Linked DNA regions of Homo sapiens: region 2 is linked to region 1. A link is a loop called in an ENCODE intact Hi-C map of the cell type or tissue named here. Cell type or tissue: mammary epithelial cell. All regions are shown on one strand. Links, peaks and the distances in the headings refer to the core of each region. The heading gives the core; the rest is flanking DNA.

Region 1 (8,334 bases), core at 335-8,334:
ACAGACCTGAATATTTACTTCATAAAAGAAGATATAAAAATGACCAAAACATGCATAAAAATGTGATCAACATCATTAGACACCAAGGAAAATAAAATTAAAGCAACAACCTGAAAAGGCCACACTGGAATAGCTGAAAATTTAAAAAGTTCAAAACAACAGATGTTGGCACATATGTGGAGCTACCAGAACTCTATATACATTGCTGGAAGGAGTGTAAAATTGTACAACCACTATTTAAAAAAATTAATGGCAGTTTCTTATGAAGTTAAACTTACAACTATTCTGACTCAACAGCTCCACTGCACAAAAGGATTTGTACAAACATGTCTTCATTCACAAGAGCCCCAAATTGGAAACAACTCAATAGAATGGATAAGAAAACCATGATACCTTTATACTAAGAAATAAAAAATTATTGATACATGAAACAATATGAATGATTCTCAAAAACATTATGTTGGGTAAAACAAGTCAGACACAAAAGAATACCTATTGTATGCTTCCATTTACAGAAAGTTCCAGAACAGACAAAACTAATCAATGGTGAAAGAAATTAGAGCAATACTTGCTTGTAGGGGATGGCCAGGGATTGACTAAGAAAACTTTTCTGAAGTGATTAAAATGTTGGAATTCTTAATTGGGATGTTGATATTTTCAAAATTCATCAAATTATACACTTATGTGCATTTCACCATATGTAAACTTTGTCTTTTAAAAAAATCCTTGAAAGATCTCTTCTCTACACAAAAAGCCACTTTCACGTACGCCCCCCCCCCCACACACACACAGGTTCACTAACACATTAGATTGTAAAAAATGAAAGTCCTAATTGTTAGTGAATATATGGAACAACTGGAAGTTGTATTCTCTACTTGTGGGAGTGTAAACTGATACGAATCACTCTAGAAAGCAATTTGACAATATTTAATGCAGTTGAATGTGTCCATATGACTCAGCAATTCCACAGTTACTGTGTACTCCTAAAGCACACATGTGAACAGGCATATTCAATGCAGCATTGTCTGTACTAGTTTTAAACTAGAAAACTCCTGATGCCCACCAACAGGAAAACAGTTACATAAATCACTCATGGGCTGTACAACCCAATATCAAATAGCAGCAAAAATGAAAGAAGTGGAACTACTCCCATCAATGAATATAATCCTCAGGAACATAATATTGAGTGAAAAAATGCAGAAGAATACATATTGCATGGCCCCATTTATATAAAATTAGAAAATATAAAAACTTAATTCAATAAGCTCCCTATGCATTTATGCATAAATAGGAACAGCCAGAAAATATGAATGAGGTCAGGTGTGGTGGCTCATGCCTGTAATCCCAGCACTTTAGGAGGCAGAGGCAGGCGGATCACGAGGTTAGGAGATTGAGACCATCCTGGCTAACATGGTGAAACCCCGTCTCTACTAAAAATACAAAAATTAGCTAGGCGTGGTGGTGCACGCCTGTAATCCCAGCTACTCAGGAGGCTGAGGCAGGAGAATCGCTTGAACCCAGGAGGCAGAGATTTCAGTGAGCCAAGATTGCGCCACTGTACTCCAGCCTGGCGATAGAGGGAGACTCCGTCTCAAAAAAAAAAAAAAAAAAAAAAGAAGAACATGAATGAATAAGCATAAAATTCAGGATAGTGGTTACCTGGAGGGAGGGAAAGAAGGTGCATAGGGGCTCCATGTCTACTTGCAATGTTTGATTTATAAAATCTGAAGCGAGTGTGGAAAAATATTAAGATGTTATGCTTGGTGGTAGATATAGGGCATTTATTTGAGATATGATTCTACAGGCATTTCTGCACACTGAAACATTTCAAGATAAACAAAGAGAAGAAGTCGACTCTCTGAGGACTCAGGCTTAGGGGCACTTGTAAAAGGAATTAATAAATAGTTTCATTGTCTCCTGAAGAGAAACTGCAAACTATTCCACTCCCCAAGGAGTATATTTATTCTTTAGGAGTAATTTATTCTTTGGAGCTTTGAATATACTTTAACTCTTTCCATAAAGGATTTGAGGTATTTTGCAACAAAAGACACATACAATGAATCATGAAAACATAAACATAAGTAGAAAATCAGGATCAAATATACTAAACATTCCATCAATACTGGTTAACACAGTTGCTGTGATTAAATTTCAAACTTGGCTCTGAAGTTCTTGGCAACAGTAACCACTCCATCTCCATCTGACCCATAAAAGCAGATTATAAAAACTAACCTTTGTTCTTCAAGATTTAAATAAAATATTTTCCTGAGTAGTCTCTCTTTATTCTATTTTGCATTTTGCCTTGAGGCTAACTAGCCAGATTCTCTGTCCCCCTTCTTTCTCTTTTCTTTCCTTTTTTAATTTATTAAATAAACTGTGAGATGGGAGAATAAAGCCCAGGTTTGCCCAAAGAGATGAATAGGATGTTTTTTGGTCTGTCAACAAACTGTTAATGATAGAAAATCATGGAATCAAACCAAGAGAAAATATAGGTGAATCATTAACTGCTTTCTGAATAAGCAGTAAATTCTGAATTACAATAAATGAAATCACAAAGAAAAACAATAGGAGAAAAACAGAAGGAAAATCACAAAGAAAAACAGAAGGAAAAACTCAGATAACAATCAAAATAAAAAGGCAAGTACAGGCTGGGCGCGGTGGCTCATGCCTGTAATCCCAGCACTTTGGGAGGCCGAGGCAGGCGAATCATGAGGTCAGGAAATTGAGACCATCCTGGCTAACACGGTGAAACCCTGTCTCTACTAAAAATAGAAAATAATTAGCAGGGTGTGGTGGTGGGCCCCTGTAGTCCCAGCTATTCGGGAGGCTGAGGCAGGTGAATTGCTTGAACCCAGGAAGCAGAGGTTGCAGTGAGCTGAGATTGTGCCACTGCACTCCAGCCTGGGTGACAGAGTGAGACTCCGTCTCAAAAAAACAAACAAACAAACAAAAAAACCGCAAGTACACTATGATAATCTTATTTAGCAAGTGATAGGTTTATTCTCTTAAATATAAAGATAGCATAAACAAGTACTGCTATACGCCAATGACTCCAAATTCTATAATTCTAGCCCAATCTATACTTCTCAACTCCCAACTCATATTCACACCTACTTAACACCTGCACTTGGATATTTAACAACCATCTCAACATATGCTGAGATGTGTGGTATATCTTGTATATATTGTACATGTTGAGATGCATTGTGTATTCCATAAGACGGAATTCCTGATCCTTCCTCCCAGCAGATGTTCCATTCACAGATTGCTCTCATCTCAGTTGATGGCAACTCAATCTTTTCGGTAGTTCAAGCCAAAAACCTTGTGGCCATCATTGACTACTGTTTCTCATACTCCATATCCAGTTCTGTCAGTAAATCTTGTTGCTTCATCTTTAAAATATACCCAAGATCCAACTACTTTCTGACGCCTCTGCCGCTATCACCTTGATCCAAGTCACAATTATCTCTTGCCTAGAATAATGCAGTACCTTCCCAACTGGTCCCCCTAATTTAATTATTGCCCCCTCCTGAAGTTGATTCTCTACACATTATTGCAATGAATCCAGCTGCCAATATTTTACACTTTAATATGTATATCCTTAAATAATACACAATATTGTACATGTGTACTTATACATTTGTTAGTATTTATACCGCACATAATGTCTACGATATGCTTCACATGTAGACACAGTTGAGAAATTCTCATCTTTTATTTGCTATTCCTCAGCATAATGACAAAACATGAAAGTGGATTAGGAACGACCATGGACATCAAAATTCTTCCCAGATGCCAGATCCTTAAGACTAACAGTGAATGTGGGTACTGTCTACTATTTATTGGTTGAAATACCCTTAGTTACGTTTTTTTTCATCCTCTCTATGCCTCAGTTTTCTAGTGTTCAAATGGGATTGCTATCATATATATATCGCAGTGTTAGGAGATTAAATGAGAATGTATACAAAGAGCTTATAATAGTGCAAGACATTGCTCAATGAATCTTTGTTGTTATGATGATTACTCATTGAAGAGAATATGAATCCCAGTGCATTCCTTGCCCAATCAGGAATAGATCAGGAGCATGGTAGGGTTGCACTGTCTTACATGCCAGGCCTTCAGTGGAATGAAGCTCAGGAAGTGAGGAGCTGATACCAGCACCATCCTCTGACTCAGCAGCACAGTTAACAAGCCTCAGGTCCACCTGCACACTTGGTAACCATCCTCAGGTGTAGCAGCACACTTCACCATCCAGCTGCTGTACCAGAACATCGGGTACAGTATCTCCCTAAATGGGGGTACTAAATGTTTCTGCTTTTGAGGCAAATGCAATAGTGTTTCTGCGTGAGATCCCTTTTGAAAAAAAGCAATTCTTCAGCACACACTAGCCTAGAGAGTCTCAGACTATGGGATTTGCATCTCTTCCCCTTCCCTGAAAACCCTGGAAAATTCCAAGAAGAAATGGCAATTTGTTCCCTAGATCACCACTCACTTACAACATAGGACCCTCACTTGATCCCTAACCCAGCAGACCCAGGTCTCCTTGTCTTTTTATCTGGGGATTATCTTCACCAAGGAACTTCAGAACGCAAAATGAGTTTGGAGTGTAGAACTAGATGGGAGGATCGCCATTCGACGTTTGAGACCCGACAAAGTAAGGATTCAAGAAGTAGAAATCAGTATGGGGTAGTGGGAGCAGGTAGGAGCGAAAGGGAACTCAGGTAGGAAGGAAGCAGAGACCAAAGCTGAGGAATAAAGAGGCTTGGTTTCAGGAACAAGAGAGAGACCCTATTACCAGGCCTGAAGCAGGTCTGCATAGAGCCAGCAGTGGCTGGGATGGCTTGCTGCCATTTCATTGAGTGCTGACTTAGTGTTCCTAAGATTCCCAGGGTGACTGGGCCAAGAAAGCATGTGAGTGTCAAGTCTCTTTAGCAGCAGGGATGGGAGGGTTAGGGGAGAACAGACATGCAGGAAGCTGGACAGATTACTAAACAGCTAGGTCCATTCATCTGCAAAGCCTAGAGTGGGAACAGTTACCCAGACTCCCAAAGAGTCACAAGTTCTTACATCTTTCCAATCTGCCAGAATCCCACAGACAATATACTCTTGGTTCTCCTCTCAACATCACCTTCAAGCTGGGATCTCATTTCTATACCAAACAAGATATAAGCCCAGGAGAGATAAGTGTTTACTAGCCAGATGAGAAATGGTCCATATGTTTCAGTTTGGAGAGGCTAAAGGATCAGAAAGCAATGCTAATAGCTCCTCTGTCCTAGGGCACCAACCCTATTGTTCAACCTACAGCCAAAAGAGTAATAATTAAAGCTCAACGTATTGGGTGTTTGCTGTGTGCCAGGCATGATGAGAAATGCTTTACATGCATTGTTTCTTTTGATTCTCATGACTATCTTACGAAGTGTGTGCTATCAGGAGGAAACTGAGGTTACACACTAGTAAGCTGATGGCCTAAGTGCCAAGATGAAAAAACCAGGACAGGACAGGCATGGTGGCTCACACCTGTAATCCCAGCACTTTGGGAGGCCGAGGCAGGCGGATCATGAGGTCAGGAGATCGAGACCATCCTGGCTAACATGGTGAAACCCCGTCTCTACTAAAAATACAAAAACTTAGCTGGGCATGGTGGCGGGCACCTGTAGACCCAGCTACTTGGGAGGCTGAGGCAGGAGAATGGCGTGAACCTGGGAAGCGGAGCTTGCAGTGAGCCGAGATCGCGCCACTGCACTCCAGCCTGGGTGACAGAGCAAGACTCTGTCTCAAAAAAAAAAAAAGAAAAAGAAAAAACCAGGACAGCCTTTTAAGGCTATGATCAGAAAAATGGTAACCTGTTAAAGTTAAGCACGCCTTTTGGGAGAAGAGTAATCAAGAGATCTTAAGGATGTGGGTCTTTCTCAGAACCGCAATAGCAGCTTACCTAGCTTCCTTCCAGGTGTCTCTGCATGTCTCTGCATGTCTTTGCTGTCGTACATCTTCTAGTCCTGTTTTCCCATATCCTGGTGGTCCTGCTGACATAATAGCTGCTAGGTAAAATCTAAGCAAACCGAAAAATTCCTATTTATTGACTAAGATTGTTTTTCTGAAGTGGCATCATCTCTAGCTATGGTAATAGGCTCCTACTACCCTTCTCACCAGCATGAATTTGATCTTCAAATGAAATTTTAAAAATTAGAACCCTTCACTCATGCATCCCTAATACTTCTGAGACACAGGTACACATGCATGTCTATTAAAAGAGCATTTGAGAGCTAACAATGGAAGGAAACATCTTTCAGAGAAGCAGATTTACTGCTTTGTAACAGCATTTTATAGTCATTCAGGATCTCCTAAGACAAAACATTTTCTTCCTATCCCAGTTTTGACTCATTTGCATATTCTCTGCCCATAGTGATTCCCAGGACCTCCTGTGGTTCCCTGAGAATGCATTCCTAGAAGAATGGGGCATCCTCCATATAGGTGAATAGCAGGAACCGTACCTAACTAAAGAGGAACATACAATAAATATGACAATTCTGACTGAATTAAGGAGGCAAACATACTTTATTTTGACTAATTTGTTAGTAAGTTTATTCTTCACTCATAAAAAGAACATATTTTTGGCTTTGAAATCATGACATAAAATAAAAAGGGAAATAACTGAAAATTATCAGCTAAAAGTAGGTAGATGCAGCTCATGCTGAATCATCAGCAAATACTACGTGCTTTGGGCTATAGCAGGGCACCAATCAAAGCAAGAACCAAGGATGCAGTGCCACGCCATCTCTGAAAACTGTTTAGTTCCCAAAGGTTGTTTGGTCCTCACATACAGGCAATTAATCCTTCCTTTCTCCTGCTTTCCTTCCTTCCTTCTTAACTTTTAGCTATGAGAACAGTGGGCAATAATGCTTTTATACTAGTCTTTCTAGTTTATAGGATAGTGTTGTTGTTGTTTTAACATGTATAACCTGCATATTTTCAACCTTCAAAAAATAAAACTGCCAAAATCAACTGTAACTAAAGGCCATTTTTATTTTTGGTCTGTTATCTGCTGTAGGCAGAGCTTCATATAGGAATTTTTATTGCGAATTTCTATGACTGCATCCCTAACAAGCTCAATGAACATCTGTGGCCAAAGCTTCTGCAAAGCCTCATTTTTCATGTTGATTTCTGTGGCTTCCTTCACAAGGTCTTCTATATATGTTTTACAGAATTTCTTCTTTTCCTTTATTTCCTGTTAAAAAAAAGAGAAAGTTTTGTATTAAATCATAACTAATCCAAAAGTCAAAGCAACAATTAGCTGAACCACAGAAAATTGAAATAATTTATTCTGACCCCCTATTCCTCCCCCATCTACTCCTCAGAGCAGGAATTCTTTCCTAGTCACTGCTGACAGAGTTCTGCTTGAGTAAAGATAACAACAAGGGTCTCAGTACTTCTCAGTCTACTCCTACCTCTGTTGGACAGCTCTGCTAGAAAATGTGTTTCTTTACTGGAATTGTTGAATCATAACTACTATTTCTCCTATCTCAGTTCAGGTCATTTAGCTCACACAAGTCAGCTGAATGCAGACTCACAGATTCCTGTGGTAAATGTATCAGGATACAGATAGTGACAATTTCAATTGGTATGATATTAGTTAATATCTATGTAATACTTTAAGTATGTATACTCTGAATTTACCCTCTATTATGGGAAAGCATAAAATGGTACACTACACTGACTTACGCAGCCTTGACCATTTGGAGAAAGTTGGGGGGAAGTGTACAATTAGGAAGAGTAAACATATAGAAACCTGGGACCCAGGACGTTGCCTTCTAAAGAAACAGGTCTCCCACTCAACTTCTGGGTCTGGCAGTGTGAAAATGAAAAACCTGGTCCTAAACACAACAGAGGAATTTTGGAGCTGAGGATATTTGAATATTGTGCCCCAATTTCATCACAGAGACTAAAACAAAGTGATTTTGTTTAATCAAGAATTTAACATTTATTTTGGCTATTGATACTTCTGAATAGTATCAAGGCATAATCATGGAATGTATAATATACATGGAAGAATCAATGTAACACATCAGATAATCAGAATTACAAGGGAAGTAATGCACATCAATGAAGAAGGAAAGTAATAAATGTCAATGAGACAATACATTTAACTACTAGAAAAAGGATCCATTTAAATCTCCAACTCAAGTCAAAACACCAAAATAATTTCAAGATAAATTAAATGAGCTAAATTTAAAATATCATAAGCCAGGCATGGTAGCTCACATCTGTAATCCCAGCACTTTGGGAGGCCAAGGCAGGAGGATCGCTTAAGGCCAAGAACTCAAGACCAGCCTGGGC
Region 2 (8,334 bases), core at 7-8,006, 200 kb after region 1:
ATTGCAGAGAGGCCTCCAGCTCGGACAGCTTGGCGTTGGCATCCTTAACGGCCAGCTCCCCACGCTGCTCCACATCTGCGATGGTGGCCTCCAGGGAAGCCATCTGGCCTTTGAGGCCCTTAATCTCAGCCTGGAGCCGGCTGATGTTCCAGTTCATCTCGGAGATCTCAGTCTTTATAGGCTGCAGGTCATGCCCAAGCTTCCCAGCCAGCGTCTGCAGCTCCTCATACTTGATCTGGTGCATGCTCTCAGCCTCCGCCTGGCTGCGGTTGGCAATCTCCTCCTACTGCACCTTGACCTCAGCAATGATGCTGACCGTGTCCAGGAAGTAGCTGTTGTCCATGGACAGCACCACAGATATGTCCGAGATGTGGGACTGCAGCTCCCAGATCTCCTCTTCAAACAGCTGCCTGAGGAAGTCCATCTCGTCAGTCAGCCCTTCCAGGCAAGACTCCAGCTCTATCTTGTTCATGTAAGCTTCATCCACATCCTTCTTGATGAGGACAAATTCATTCTCCACCTCTGTACGCTTATTGATCTCATCCTCATATTTGTTCTTGAAGTCCTCCACCAGCCCCTGCATGTTGCCAAGCTCCACCTCCAGCTTCAGCTTCTCCTGGCTCAGAGTCTCCAGCTGCCACCTAAGGTTGTTGATATAGCTCTGGAACATGTTGTTCTTGTTGTTCCGAGCCATCTTCTGCTGCTGCAGGAGGCTCCACTTGGTCTCCAGCATCTTGTTCTGCTGCTCCAGGAACCATACCTTGTCTATGAAGGAGGCAAACTTGTTGTTGAGGGCCTTGATCTGCTCCTTCTTTGGGTGTGTAGAGCCTGGATGTTGGGGTCCACCTCCAGGTTAAGAGGGCTCAGCAGGCTCTGGTTGACCGTGACAGCGGTGATGCCTCCCATACCACTGGCCCCACCACCCAGCCTCCACCCAGGCCACCCCAGAAGCTGCTGCTGCCCACTCGGGAGAATCTCAGGTGCTGATGCGGGCACTGGGCCCACTTGTGTAGGAGCAGCTGCTGAAGGCCCGGGGGCCAGAGGTGGACATCTTGTAGGACTTCTGGGTCACCCTGATGGACATGGTGGAGGCAGGAGTGGAGGCAGGCGGGCTGAACCAGGCGGAGATTCCAGAAGGAGCAGAGAAGCTGCTTCTTGGTCCTTTTTTTGTTTGTTTTGTTTTGTTTTTAATTGAGACCAAGTCTCGCTCTGTCGCCCAGGCAGGAGTGCAATGGCACAATCTCGGCTCACTGCAACCTCCACGTCCCGGGTTCAAGCGATTTTCCTGCCTCACCCTCCTGAGTAGCTGGGACTACAGGCACCCGCCACCAAGCCTGGCTAATTTTTTTGTATTTTTAGTAGAGACAGGGTTTCGCCATGTTGGCCAGGCTGGTCTCGAACTCCTGACCTCGAGTGATTTGCCCGCCTCGGCCTCCAAAAGTGCTGGGATTACAGGCGTGAGCCACTGCACCCAGCTGTGAGACCCTGTCTCAAAAAAGAAAAAGAAAAAAAGAAACTATAGAAAGATGCTGGTTTCTGGCCAGGGAAGTCCTCGATTTTGTCAGTGTATTCAGGATTAGGTTGGCTCTGAAGCAAAACACTTCTGCAGACCAGATTCAACTTTTAAGAGTATGGCATCTAGAAAAAAACTGATTTATTAATTTACAATGGAGCAATATACATACTCAGCAACTGGAATGTTTGTGTTTCCCATTCAGGCTAAGGTTTTCTTGGTATGAAGGTTCTTGGAACGCTGCATCATAATCTACTAGCATACACTGAGTGTCTAATCTGGGCCAGGTCTGTGCTAGACATTTTTCACAAACAACCTAGTTTTATCTGTGAGCCCAACTCAATTAAGTGAGGATCATTCAGAACATTTTACAGGTAAGAAAACTGAACAGCAGAGAGGTTATGAAGCTAAGCAGCAGCAAGGCTGGAGTCTGAATTCAGATCTATTTGATAATAAAGTGAGCGTGTTTCCATTATACCCTGCTGCTTATGTGTGAGCTTTTCTAGTCAGCTTCAAAGCATCCTTGGGGATGTTTTCACTGGCTGTGCCTCCCTATATGGATTTCTGTTACAGCATTTAGTGCATAGACACAGTCTTATTATTGAAGGCTGTCTTTCCTAGGCTCCCTCCATCTCTTGGTATTCATGGATCATGTCTCAGGCATTTTACAAAATTGAGTATAGCACAGGTCCTGGTATTTGGGACATGCTTAAACAAATGATTAAATGAGTAGATAAAAATGCCCTCTGAACCTACAGTTAAAACAGACCCCTTTTTTTTTCCTTTAATTTGAAGATGGGGTCTCTGTTGCCCAAGCTGGAGTGCAGTGGTGCCATCATGGTTCACTGCAGCCTCGACCTCCTGGGCTTAAGGGATCCTCCTGCCTCAGCCTCCCGAGTAGCTGGGACTACTCTTCTTCTCTTCAACGCTTAGCCTTGTCCCAACTTCCCAGCTTCACCACAATATCTTATTCCAAGTCCTTGGTTTCCAGCTGTAGTGCCAGGCACACTCAAAAATATTTCCAATTGATTCCAAACAACACCCTTGTATATACTGGAAAGGTCTTCTAGGGTTGAGTTTTTCCTTCAACCTAATCTCAGTCCATCCTGATGGCTTGTCAATGTGCTTCCTTTTGTTTCATCCTCAGGAGCTATGGAAAAAGCTGTTTCCCCTTGTGAGTTTACTATGAAAATGAGCTGTCAAGATTCCAGGGAAGGGAAAGATGCCAACTCCAGGCTGAGGTCATGATTTTGTTTAAAGAGGCTTTGCTAATCATCTCAGTGGTGATGCAAACTCCCTGCAATGATGTTCAAGACAGGCCTGGGTGGGACTGGCCTCCCTTCCCCTGCCACGGCTCTGGGGAGGAATAAGCTGGAAATCGAAAGGAGCCCTTTAAAAGCCCTGGTTTCTTCACCAGTGACACAAATGATGGGTATGTGGGTAGGACTAATCAAAGCAAATCAGCAAGTGTTCCTAGATGAAGGCTCCCTGCTAGACAAAATCGGGTGCAACAAAGTGGAAGAAGAGGCCCTTCCCTCTAAGCCTCACTGGGACTCACTCTCCTCATTGCAAACGTGATCGAGTTGGACTTCTCCCATGAAATACCCCTAGTGCAAATGAGGGTTTCTGTCCTCCGCTCCTCTAGGCATTATTCTAAGCCAACTACTATAAATGAGAAACTTATGTGAGTTGCCTTAAACATTCCGTGCAAGTTTTGCATTTGATTTCACAGATATTCCAAGTTGTTTTAATATATACATTGTGGCTGTTCTCTCAAATAGCTAAGTAAAATTGATACCCCAGAAAGATGCCCCATATTTATGCTATGACTTAATGGGTACCCCTAAGAGTACCCATTCTTGGGTACTCTGCCAGACTACCCATTCCCTACCAGGAGCAGCTCCGAGCTGGATGATGTCTGACATTCTTTCTAGATCCAAAATTCCTTTATGAGGAGTCAGAAATAAGTAATAACAGAAACAACATAGGCAGATATGTTTGAATGTAAGGACATATAAATTCAATTTCTTTTTTTCAAAACTCTCACCAAGTAAAACGCTTCTACAGCCCAGATTCACCCACCAACTGTCAGTTTTCAAACTGTATTTTCAGAATCTATATTTTAAGAAAAGTCCCCAGGGGACTCTTATGATCAGGCATTTGGAAACCCTGAAAAGACATGTATGAATTGTTCATAAACTATAAAACCTGAGATGAATGTGAGCCATCATTGTGGGTAAGGATAACAACCCCTGATGTCTTTGCCACACGAGATGGCTTAAATGAGATAGATAATGGGTATCACTTTGTGAAATTCAGGAACCGAAATTATCAAACTGGAAGGCATGGTGGCTGCTGCAGCTCTTTCCTTCTGAGCCTCATCACAGGTGTTTGCAGAGGATCTATAGCCCTGGAGGGAGGCACAGCTGGCTGGAAAAAGACACTGTCAGCCTCTTGCCTCTTCCTTTCCCAGTAGCTCAGATCCAGGGCTGTGAGCTGTTCTGGTGCAGAAACAGCAATAGCACCAAAGGTCTCTCTCTCTTCCTTTACTTACTTATTTTAGGACCTCTTCTATCAAAACAGAGGTCCGACAAAGAAAGGGACACAGATTCTAGTGTCCTTAAGAAGAGGGGCTGTCCTCGCTGGGCCCCTGGGTCTCTCCCCAGCCCTGCCCAGACACCCAGGACCCTATACATGGTGTTCTTTTACAAGGACACTGCCCTCCAGGAGACCTCATTTCCTAAGCCTATCCTAACTTGTCTTTCTATATCAAAACAAATGTATTGGTCCAGGGTTCTGTTGTTTTGGGGTCCCAGTGTGGCAAATTAATATGATAAATTATGTTTAAGGCTCTAAATAAAGTGCTACATGAAAGCAGATTCAGGTCTTATTCATTTCTTTTTCTTCTTTCCTTCTTTCTTTTTTTTTCTTTTTCTTTTTTTTTTTTTTGAGACGGAGTCTCGCTCTGTTGCCCAGGCTGGAGTGCAGTGGCACAATCTCGGCTCACCACAACCTCTGCTTCCCAGGTTCAAGTGATTCTCCTGCCTCAGCCTCCCGAGTAGCTGGGATTACAGGCACGTGCCACCACGTCCAGCTAATTTTTGTATTTTTTTTAGTAAAGACAGGGTTTCACCATGTTGGCCAGGATGGTCTCGATCTCTTGACCTCGTGATCCGCCCGCCTGGGCCTCCCAAAGTGCTGAGATTACAGGCTTGAGCCACTGCGCCCGGCCGGTCTTATTCATTTCTATGCTCCTGTCCCTAGTTTCTGGGTCACATTTGGAGAGGTGAGATGGAACTCAATTTGAAGTTACACGTGAAAAGGTGGCAGTGTTTTAGAACATCCTGACATTTCAATAGCTCCCTTTATTCATTCAACAAACATCTGAGTGCATACTATGTGCAGGGCATACTCTATAGGCCATCGGCTTTCGAACTTTTGTGAACTTCAGCATCACCTAGAGGCCTTGTTAAAACACAAAGTTCTGAATCATAGATTCTGATTCAGGAGGTCTGGATGAGCCCTGAGAATTCAATTTCTAACAAGTTCCCCGGTGCAGCTGATGCTCCTGGTCTGGGAACCACACTTGGAGAAAAACTGATACAGGGCAAGGCAGGAGCCAAGCCCCTGACCTCCTAAGACGCGGTCTAGGGTGGTTATTATGTCAAGGAGACTAACGATGGAAATTTTCTGATCTTGGCAGGCCAGTGGGGGAGACACGCAGGAGGCCTGGAAGCCCCTGGAGCTGTGGTCTCTGGCTGCCACCCCCGGAGTCAAGCACAAACAGAAGTCAGCTGTGCTGCGCCCATCCCTGCGGCGCCGTGAAAGAAGGCGCAGGAGGAGGGAGCCCTGACACCTCCTCTCGGGCTGGGGCCCCACAGCGGCGAAAAGACGGAGGGAGTGATCGGGGGTCGCGGGGATCCTTCCGGGACGGGCCTCCGTCGGAGGAGCTCCGGAAAGCCGCCCTCCACCTCCGAGGCCCCGCCTGCGCGGGCGCTCCACTAGCGGTCGGGGTGGTGGCGGCGGCGGCGGCGGCGGCGGCGGCGCGGGGCGGGGCGCCGCGACCCCTGTCCCTCCCCTGGGCCGAGCGGCAGGCGCGCTCGCACCGCCCCCGCCCCCTCGTCGCAGTCGCTGCCGACCGGCTGGCTGGGCCTTGCGGCGTGAGGACCCCGGCGGCGCCGCAGTCCCGCGAGCCATGGCCCAGTCCGGCGGGGAGGCTCGGCCCGGGCCCAAGACGGCGGTGCAGATCCGCGTCGCCATCCAGGAGGCCGAGGACGTGGACGAGTTGGAGGACGAGGAGGAGGGGGCGGAGACTCGGGGCGCCGGGGACCCGGCCCGGTACCTCAGCCCCGGCTGGGGCAGCGCGAGCGAGGAGGAGCCGAGCCGCGGGCACAGGTAGGCGCGGCGGCTGGCCCGGGAGGTGGGCCCCGAGGGGGCGCCGGGCCGCGCGCGAGTTCGGGGCGCTGACTGCGCGCGACAACTCCTCGGGCAGAGGGGGTTGAGTCAGCCCCGCCGCCGGGGAAGCAGCTCCGGGCCGAGCCCCTGAGTCAGAACCGGCCCGTGGAGGCAGCCGGTGCCCCAGCCCGCAGCTTCGTCGCCCAACCGAGGCTCCCAGGGCTGGCGGCCGGGATCTGAGGGGCCTGGACGTGGGGATGTTCAGGGATCCAGGAGGAGGACTTTCACGGGCCATCCAAGCCACCCCCTCCTCTGGAGGAGGCCTCTTCTCTGTGGGCTCCCTCAAGACACCACCTCCCCATCGCCGCAAAGTCCATCCCTACCCGCCTTCCCCTCCCCTTGCGAGTGGTCCCGCTTACCCTTCACTGCCATCATCGCCCTGCCTTTCCCAGTCCTGCTGGCTGCGCTCAGTCTTTAGGTGGTAGCAGGCCAGGTACAGCGGACACTTGCTGATGGGGGATTCCAGGAGGTGGGATTTCAAGGTAATTTGAGACGGATAGAGGACTTGCTGCTTTACTTCCTCCGCCCTGGGGGATTCCCATTTTCACACAGCCTTTCCCACCAGACCTTTATGTTTGCATCATCTTGCTGCCTTGCGGGGGGCGGGGGGGGGGTGTTCCTGGGTTTTGGGTAGTTTGGAGCTGCTATGGCACTTGTTTAACCTTGTCCCGGGTCCCGAGCTTTGTCCTCAGGCACCTTGGCTCCTGTCCACTAATGCCCAGGCCCTTAAGGACTGGTGTTTTGTTCCTGCTGTTGAAAGGAGATAAAACATAGACATAGACATGAGAGTGGGGAAATGACAGAACTTGCACATTCTGGTGGATGCCAACAGGCACTTATTAGGAGCTCTCTTTCTTCTAGGACCCTGTCCCAGGCGTTTAGCTGTTAAGGTTCTGCAGGATTGTCCTGGCAAGCGTATATCTACTTCACTGGGAGAATACTCAACTCAAGGGTGGAAGAATACTGGGCCCAGAGCCATTCTCTATTACTGGCTCACCCTTCCCCAGGTTAAAGGGTCAGACTTCTGGACCCAGAGATTCGGGGCAGACCAGTAGAGACAGTTGTTAGGGGAGAAAAGTCAGCCCACCAGGGTAGGGCAGGAAAGCTGGACCATAGTGTATGACAAAGTAGATAGATCAGTGCTTTATAATGCAAGGCCTGATTCGTTTAGCTCTGTGCCAAGTACCGAGAGCATAAAAATGATGAACCCTTAGTCACTGACAGCTCACAGTCTCGAGAAGGCAGTCCCCTAGTCAGACAATATCAGAGTATGTAAAATAGCCCCAAGTGGTTTATCCTTATAACTTTATTTTCCTGTGGCAGTGGCAAATAGCCATCCCTATCCTGAGGGCTAAATTTGTGAGATTGTATCATTAGCCAGGATTAAAGCTCTACTTATGTTTAAGGCCTGGAAAGATCCCCTATGGAGGTCTAGGAGAAACCAAGCCTCAGTATGGGTAGGCCTCTTGCCTGAACCCCTCTTGCTCTTCCTCCAGAACTGCCCAGCTCCCGTGGCTTGAGTCTCAGCAAGTGTTCAGTCTGAAGCCCTTCCTGCTGCCCACTGGCATAGAGTTGACCCCAGAAAATCCCTGGGGTTCTTCGGTGAGCTGACAGAGCCCAGTGGGCAGGCACCCAGAGCAGGAGGAGATGTAGCCAAGAACAGGATCCACACTATCCCCTGTTTGGACCCAGGCTCGCATGGCAGCAGCCATCACCCGATGTGAATGTTCTCAGCTCCTGGAGCCTACAGGAGAAAACCCAGATTCCTCAATCTGCTCATTAAGATGTGACACCCACTCACATCATCTCCTCAGCCCATTGCCTCAACAGTTCACGCTGTCAACAGTTCACGCTCCCGTGATTCCAGCTAGTTCCCTGAGCATAGGGGGCTATTTTGTGTCTACATGCCTCTGCACCCCCACCTCTAGGTCCTCTGATTGACTGATTTCTAGTCAGCCTTTAAAACTTCGCTGCCTCTTCTCCACCACCCCCAATCCCCACCCCAGAGCTGGCTGTGTTTCCTTTCTTCTCTGTTGCTGTAGTACTCTGTACATTTTATGCCTAGCACCTTCCACAATTGTGATTCTATCATTGTGTCTCCCTCACAGGAATAGGAGCTCGGTGAATTCAAGGACCATGCTTGCTTCGTTCATTGTATCTTCAGCACCTAGCACAGCACCCAGCACATAGGACATGTTTGTTGACTGAATGCGTATCTCTATCATCACACTCACTCAATGGTGTTGAGATATTTGTGTTTCCCCTTCCCTAGACAGTGAGATCCTTGAAGGCAGCTGCCTTATCTTATTCCTTTTTGTATTTCCATACCTAGCCTAATACCTAGCTTATATAAGGGAACAGAATAA

What was found. A loop is a pair of places that touch in the nucleus more often than their neighbours do. Peaks named below come from ENCODE experiments on the same cell type or tissue, not always from the same donor. Only the 100,000 strongest peaks of a DNase experiment are listed, where the experiment ranks them.
Region 2: a loop joins it to region 1, with 2.7 times the contacts of the local background. A loop is called at or near these places in 2 of 110 quality-filtered maps.

The regions. Positions count from the first base shown.
Region 1 is chr15:71,048,300-71,056,633 of GRCh38, reverse strand. It overlaps LRRC49 (leucine rich repeat containing 49), which reads right to left. Exons shown (of 16, transcript NM_017691.5): 16 at 2,976-7,225. The coding sequence ends at 7,022. Among named protein-coding and RNA genes, the nearest start is that of THSD4, 63 kb to the left of the region's middle. In mammary epithelial cell, for the core only: no CTCF peak of the experiment used is centred there; DNase peaks (open chromatin) are centred at 973, 4,103, 5,963 and 7,543; H3K27ac peaks cover 7,131 bases.
Region 2 is chr15:70,851,463-70,859,796 of GRCh38, reverse strand. It overlaps LARP6 (La ribonucleoprotein 6, translational regulator), which reads left to right and starts at 5,640. Exons shown (of 3, transcript NM_018357.4): 1 at 5,640-5,908. The coding sequence starts at 5,709. It also overlaps a transcript of LRRC49 not described here and the pseudogene KRT8P9. RefSeq lists an enhancer at 5,750-6,251. In mammary epithelial cell, for the core only: a CTCF peak has its summit at 4,935; DNase peaks (open chromatin) are centred at 2,776, 5,016, 6,436 and 7,176; H3K4me3 peaks cover 2,111 bases; H3K27ac peaks cover 2,813 bases.